2 separate regions of the Homo sapiens genome follow, and region 1 is linked to region 2. Evidence: chromatin loops called from intact Hi-C (ENCODE). Cell type or tissue: endothelial cell of umbilical vein. All regions are shown on one strand.

Region 1 (4,000 bases), 140 kb after region 2:
ATAGTACTGAGTAAAATCTATTCTTACTACTCTAACTAGTGTCCAGATTTATCTTTGACACTCTCCAGGAATGATTTACATTTGCTTCTATTAAGTGACCAGGCTTATGCAATTTTCTTACAGCAGTTTCAGGGATTGAGATAATATGAAACTGAGTTTTGACCCTATTAAGGCCAATCTCCTTTGCTTACCCTCATTCTTGGATATAGCTTGTCAATTTTTGGTTCTCTGTCTGTTCCAGTTTTGTCTTTTGACCACTTCATTTGGAATTGGCAGATTCTTCTAGAGGAAATCTGAGGCACTGGGTTTGTCTCTTGTTTCCTTCTTCTGTCAGATATTGGCCCCTTTTCTTCATGGTCACCTTAGCTCCCCAATCTTTTCAAAGTAGATTTTTTTTAACAGTTTTAATCATTTTCTTCATAGGTGTTTATGAGGATTGAAAAAATTAATTTTCACAAGTAGGTGACTTCACAGAATATAACACTAAACTATTAACACCATATTTTCTTGGCTTATAAAAATCATTATACATTTGTAATTATAATAATTGAATAAATATAATTATAATAGAATATGATATATAATTAGTCTACTAGTAATACTAGACAATTAGTGCTATACTTTCTAGTGCCTCATGGCTTCTACAAATTGTTATGTATTTTTTCTTCTTGTTCCTTTACTGTCTATTCCCCTTAATTTGTCACACCTTCACATTCCTTAGGAAAGTAGATCAGGGTGGTTAAGTTAATTTTTATCCAGATAAAATGGAATTAATTTATAGTACCTGCAAGATAATGGAAAGCCAGCCTGTAGATCTTTGAGCTACAATGTTCCAATAAGCTTGGCCTTGGTAATCATTATTGCATGATATAAACAGAATGCCTTATGCTCAAAAGCACCTCTGCATGGCTTGTTAAATGTGACATGGATTTATATCTCCCCAGAAGACACTTTACTTGGCAGAACTACCTTCTCTTACATGTAGGTATATATTATCGTGTAAAACAATGTATGCTTTTGTACAAGAGCGTCATTAAAAGACATAGGCATGAAAGACAAGGTCCCTCTAGGCTGACATAGTGCCGTCTGCCACCAATCAGGTACACAACTTTCTGTTAAATGTTCAGCAAGCCAAGCCACTACCCTGAAGCTTCCATTTATTATTTCAGTTTCTCCCACTTAAATATAAATAGCCATCAAAAGATTACCAAACATCTGAAGAAAATTTAACACAAAAAACAAAGCCAAAAAGAAAAAGAAAAACAATACATTTTGGATAAAACAAAAAACAATATAGAGAGCTAAGGAAAAAAAAATAAAAAAGAATTAACATCCTCTGAAAAATCAGAGCAGATCTCTGATACATGGAAAGAAAACCAGTCCAGACAAGTTGAAATGGAGAAGTTTGTTCCAAGGACCAGCAGTCCCAACTGAGGACAAAGAAGAATATTAGTAACAAAAAAGGGAAAATCTATAAATTTAATAGTATAAGTCCGCAAGAATCCTTCCCATAAATGTGTTTGTGAATTCCAGCTACCAGGGTTATCCCTTTAGGCAGAAGTATAAAAAACAAAGAAACAATGGGGTTTTGTTGTTGTTACTGAGTCAGTAATTTGCAGGAAAAGGCCAAGGCTTCCTTTATTTTGAAAACTACAGCTGGACCAACTGGACAGGCTACTCAGGCTTTTTTTTTCTTTTCTGGGTACGAAGTAGGTATGTGTTTTTCTGTATCTGTGTGCATTTACCCCCATCTGTGTGATAAAATGCAAATCTAATTGTCATGATGCCATGGCAAGGTATAAGCTGCTTTCACACTTCAAATATGGTTAAGATGTTGTTCCAAATATATATAAATCTGTTTTATTAAAATTAATCACTTCTTTGGAAAATTTGAGTCTGAAGTATTTTGAATGTCCAATAAACTGAATAAAGTCACTGGAAACCTGTATTGACAATTATTTTTTTAAAAAAGAAAAGAGCATGCAGGAAGAAGATTTTCAGAAAATTCCTAAACAAAGCTTACATTTTAATACTAAGCTCTAGTTTTTATTTACATTAGTAAAGAAAATTAAATATAAAAATCATTTTGATTATTATCAAGATTATATAACTCCACAACCATAAAATAAAATTTTCTGAGGTTTCTGGGCTAAACATAAATTAAGAAGTCACTAAGTCCTACTCTCAAAAAGCTGGATTTCAGAGAAAGTAAATGACTTCCTAGAATCCCATAACTTCTTATGACAAAGCCCAAACAGAATCTAAATTCTTATATAATCCTAATCACATGGCTTTTTCAAATCATCAGGATATTTCAATAACACTTTCTGTTTGAAAAACTGAAATACTACTGTTTCTTTATTAGACTTGCTTTCAAATTTCCACTCCTTTACTCAAACGTCACTAGGAAAATAATATTTTAGAGTTTTTAGTATGTAAAGTTGAAGTCTTGATTTTTTACATTTTGTGTTTTATGTATTTGTGAAATTTATTTCTTAAGATGCATCTTAGTCTGTTCATGTTACTACAGTAGAATAACCTCAGGTAGGGAAATTATAAAGAATAGAAGTTTATTTTTTCGCACTTCTGGTGGTCAGGGAGTGGATTCAGTTGTCTGGTGAGGGCTGTATCCTCCAGAGGGAAGGAACACTGTATCCTCACATGGTGGAAGGTGGAAGGGGAAGCCAGTTGAACGTTGCATGAAGTCTCTTTAATGAGGGCCTTAAACCCATTCACAAGGGAGGAGCCTCATGGCCTAATCATCTTTTGAAGGCCTCCCCTCTTAATGCTATCACATTTGCAACATCTGAATTTTGCAGGGGACACATTCAAACCACAGCAGGATGCAATATGAAAGATCTTTGCTTATGGTCGAGGACTCTATAGATTTCATTTTTGTTGTTGTTATTTTGTAATTCATCTATTCATTCAGTGATGACTTTCTGAAGGCCTCGTGTTGGATAGTATGAATATCAAAATAAATTAGGCATGATACACACCCCAGTGAGCTTTCAATCTATTAGAGGGAAACTGATACATAAACTGTAAATACAATACTAAGATTCTGGAGTCACTGTAGAAGTAAACAGTGGGTACAGTTGTATACAAAGGAAAGAGTGGTAAATTGTATCTCTGGAATCCAGGAAAAACCTCACAGAGGTTATATGACTTTACTCTTGAACAATGAGTAGGCTTTACTCATAGAGATAAGGTGACATAGGGATTGTGGTGATGGTGGGGGTAAGGGGTGGTGGTGGGAGAAGTTGAAACAAAAAGACCATTCTTAGCAAAAACAAACTTTCAGAACTGCAAGTATTTTGATATGGTTAGAGAGTGATATCTGATGAGAATTTCAGTAAGGGATGATGTTAGAGGCAGAACTTGACGCCTCCTTCGTCATTATTTAGGTGATTGAATATGTTGTTTTTCTCCTATAGGTAAAAGTGAGTAACTGAAGCAAGAAGTAGAATATTTATATTTTATAAATATATGAAATATATTAACAGTGAATTGAAGGGGATAAATATTTAATTTTAAAATACTGGGCAATTATTCTAGCCTCTAATCCTTAAAATTAATGCCATCATGTGTGGGAATGCAAAAGGCTGAGTATATGCACTTGCTTTAGTGGGTGTAGATCAGGAAGTGGTAGTCACATACAGGATTTGGGAAGAAAGAATTATGGTCAATTTTCTACATCACTGGTTTCCTGAGGAATAGAATACTGAAAAATTGGCTGTTTGGGAAAGGAGAAAGTTGTAGTTTCAGTTAAACGAATTTTAGGGAAAATTAAAAATGTTGATTAGAGAGTTGCATATATAGATGAAACCCAGGAAAAGAATTATCTGGAAAATAGAAGTCACCCTAGTTGTACATACATATGGGAAGAAAAGAGGAGCAATATACAATTCTAGGATATATTTCTACTTAAAAATATTATTTAAAATATTGATAAAAAAGGACATTTAAATAGTACTAAAATATTCTTTAAAATATTGAT
Region 2 (4,000 bases):
GAAAGCACTGAGTATATTTTTACAATAAAGAAGTATTCAAATATAAAAATATATCACCTAGATCTTTAAGAGTAAGGGATTTAATGTGTTGACACCCATTGAACAATTCAAAATGCAATTTGAGAGCTACTTAATCTGTCTTTCTTGTGGATATTGCTAAACCACAGGCACAGAGAGCTTAGTTTACATATGGATCCTCCCTTCCCCAGATAATTGTATTTACTAAGATAAACTTTACCTATTTTACTTTAATATTTCTTTGAAAGGTAAGTCCCAGTTTAGAAATTAGTGACTGAAAGGCATCACGCTTTTAATTACTCTTAAAAAGAACCTTATCTATCTCCTTTGAAAACTCTAAATTAGATTAAACTTTTGGGAGAGAAACAAAAGCAGAGGGGAGTTGCCAGTGAAGTGTTTTGAAGCCAAATGTAAGTTACCAATCCTTTTATGGAATAAAGGAAACTAAGAAAAACAGCAGCTGCCATTTCAGCTCAATAACTCCAGTACCTCCTAATGAAATCATTTTAAGACTGCTGAGTAGAAATAGTTTAAAGGTCTATTGTAAAAGAAACAAGAATTTTATTCATTAAATTAGACTCGTCAGAGACTGCTTTGAATTTGCAAAACTGAATAACCTTTTATTCCATGGTTATAGTTAAATCCTTAAACTCATTTGATTTCCTATGTCCCATTTGATTTCACTTTAAGTTTTCACCTTTACAAATGCATTACAGGCCAATCCCATAATATTTTCATTGCTCTCTCACTTTAGTAAAAAGGCAACAGAGTAACTCTTCATAAAATTAGCACACGACTGTGGGAATATAAATTGCAGAAATGAAGTCTCCTGATAATGCACAAGTAATAGAATGGAGAACATTTTTGTTTATGTGTTTTCTCAACTTCAGATAGCTAATGGAGACTTTCTTTTTTAAAAAAATTTTAATAGTGACATTTTTATGCTGTAGAATATTAGACTTGTACAGAGATTACTTTCAGTTTTGTTACTTTTCAGTTGAGATTTATTCAAATGCAGAATTCATGGCAGTATTTGAGATTTTGCCGCCTAACAGATATGAGACATTAATTTGTACTTCATTAATTTAGAATTTCTGAAAATTTAAGTCTAGTATGATTTTTTGACAGTGAAAAAGAAGGTATGCTAAAAAAATAGTGTACATACTAAGTATGTAAAGTATACATATATACTTATGTATATACTAAGGAAAAGTATACATACTTAGAAATGAGCAGGTTTCAACATTTTAAGAATAGTTGAAAATGTTCAAAGCATTATTTTTCAATAACTTTATGTCATGGTTACAACTTACTAATTATATCATTTATCTTCGTAAGAAATATTTGGTTGTTCTAGAGCTTAACATACTTCACATTATTACAGTTTCTTAAAAATACTTAAATTTTTTTTTCAATGTAATACATTAGAATTTTAATCAAACAGTACAGTGAACAAAACAGAGATCTATTGCTCCAGCCTCCCTATCAAGACACCCAATCCCCAGGGGCAATACTGTGAATCTTTCAGCTGTTTCTTCTGGTATTTGTGCATGGCCCAAGCAGTACTCTGATATTTCTGTTTCTTGATTTTCTACTTTAGAATCTATGTTTCTATTAATGTCTCAGAGTGAGATTTCTTTTAACTATCTGCCCATACATATAAAAACATGCTTCCTCTCTCTCCATTATCCCAAAAGAGCTTTATTATATTTTTTGGTTAAAATATTATTTAGTGTTTACATTATTATGAGCATATAAATTTGCTTTTATCTGAGCTTAGTATTATACTTTGAATACAGTTGGTTTCTTGAGCAACTGTTTTTATTGGAGTTTATGACTTGTTTTATCATGTGTTTAATTTGCATATACCTACCACTCCAACACTCCAGAAACACTATAAATCCTGTCAGTACAAACACATCAGGTAATCTCCTGGGTGTTTTTTTTTTTCCTTTTTTGAATGCCAGCTTCTGGAACAGCTGATCTCTAGGTCAGCTACATAGCTGCTAACCCCAGACTTCCTATCACCGACATCCCAGACATTCCTTTTGCCTTTTTCATGTGTTCAGTCTTTTGCTTATCCTCTTTCTATTATTTCTTAATTTTAGCAAACATTTCCTCCAGAAACTTATGAGATAGGAATCATGGGCATTACATTTTTGAAATTCTACAATTATGAGAAACATTATTGAACATGGTATTTGACTGAAGATGGAATTCTAGTTTAGAAATTAGTATTTTTCCAAATGACGAAGTTGTTTCTTCTAAATCTTAGGACGTTCCGATTCTAAATCCAGATCTGTCTAATGTGAACTGTTGTGCTTGTTAATCTCTCCAGAAGATTTTGTGATTATCTCTTTATCTTTGGTATTCCAAAATTTCAAAATGGTACATCCTGTGTGCCACTCCCCATAAAAACACAAACAAAAAAATACATTTCACTGGGTTGAGTACTCAGCAGGCCTTTGTACATTCTGAAAGATAAATATCTTTCAATCTTTGAAAATATTTTGATATCATTTATTTGATGATTTTATTCTTTTCTTTTGTTGAATTTTTTTTCCTTAAAATTTAAATCAGTGCTCGAATTGTATTACCTTTTATTGTCTATTTTCCATATCTTTGTGATTTTTCTGCTTTCTAAAATGTATTCTTAACTGGACCGTCCAACCCTTCTGTGGATATTTTTATGTCTGTTATTACATGCAGTAACTTCTAAGAGTTATTTCTTTTACTCTCAGTTTACTTTTTTAATAATCTCATTGTGCTCTTATGGATACATTATCTTCTATTATGTCTCTGGAAAAATTAATATTTTCTTTTGAATTATTATCCTTCTATGTTTCTTCTTTTTCATCCAAGATTTATTTTCTATTTATTGATTTTGTTCACTATTTTTCATTTAGAGGACTGGTTTATATGTGTTACTCATTGACCATCCATTCAGTTTTGAATGCTGAGCAAAAATGTTGATTTACTGCTCAGAATAAAAGTTGATTGGATGCTTAGTGTGCATGAGTCAGCTTGCAAATGGCTGGTCTACCTCACAGTAAGGAGAGTCACTTAATTATTTTTAAGTATAAATGTTTAGGGCCCATTTATCCTGGTCTGATGTTCATAGAGAAGAATTTTCTAATCTCCTGCAGGTGAATGTATGAAATTGGCTGGGGAGTTCCATTTTTGATGATGCAGATGTTCATATTAAGCCTGTTGTTTTTATTTGGCTCCCGTATTCCCCTCCACTCCTGTCAGCTGTGTCTGGTGATCCAAAGATAAAACCTTCTTTTGCTTAACATCTCCATAAAGTTAATGTGTGTTGAGAAGAGAGGGCTACTTTAAGGACTGGTAGGAAAGTTAAAAGTATTTTTAGAGAAGTAATCTTTCCTGTCATTCAACAAACCTCATTATTTTCAGTCTCATCCCACAAGCTTTAGTAGTTCTTTACAAGTCACTAGTATTTCCCATTTCTGAGTAATTCAGTGGTCTGCAAAGAAGGACTTGGTTTGCTTCCTTTGGTTTTTCCCTTGAGGGAGCTTTGGCATTGGCTTTCTTTACTATACTGTATCCGTTACTATGTATCTATCTACTTTTCTTTTACCAAAACTTTTTGACATCTCTCATCTGCTGTAGTTTCTTCTCCGTTTCTTGTATTTGTGTGAATGTTTTGCATTCATTCACTTGTCACATGAATGCAATTTAGAAAAAACATGCTCAACCAGAACTCAGTGCAACTTCAATTTTGTAAAACTATTCTGTAATTCAACAATTTTCAAATTTTATTTTAGTGACTTCACATTAATGACACTTTGCATTAGCTGAGATAGCAAAGTGTTCGCGTGAGGAAATGGTTACTTGCTAGCTATGGAATTCAAATCTTGTCTTCTCACCACTGGGATAAAGTTGATTTGAAAATGAATATATCTATATACTGACTGAATTCTTCAGTCAATAAAGAAATATTCCTACAATATACCAGAGTGTT

What was found. Peaks named below come from ENCODE experiments on the same cell type or tissue, not always from the same donor. Only the 100,000 strongest peaks of a DNase experiment are listed, where the experiment ranks them.
Region 1: it touches region 2 in a loop (5-fold over the local background); 1 of 110 quality-filtered maps calls a loop at or near these places.

The regions. Positions count from the first base shown.
Region 1 is chr4:132,990,487-132,994,486 of GRCh38, reverse strand. No RefSeq gene overlaps it. Among named protein-coding and RNA genes, the nearest start is that of PCDH10-DT, 160 kb to the left of the region's middle. In endothelial cell of umbilical vein, no CTCF peak of the experiment used is centred here; DNase peaks (open chromatin) are centred at 1,626 and 3,096; H3K27ac peaks cover 2,319 bases.
Region 2 is chr4:133,128,465-133,132,464 of GRCh38, reverse strand. The region is part of intron 7 of PCDH10-DT (PCDH10 divergent transcript); the gene reads left to right. Among named protein-coding and RNA genes, the nearest start is that of PCDH10-DT, 19 kb to the left of the region's middle. In endothelial cell of umbilical vein, no CTCF peak of the experiment used is centred here; a DNase peak (open chromatin) is centred at 2,014; H3K27ac peaks cover 970 bases.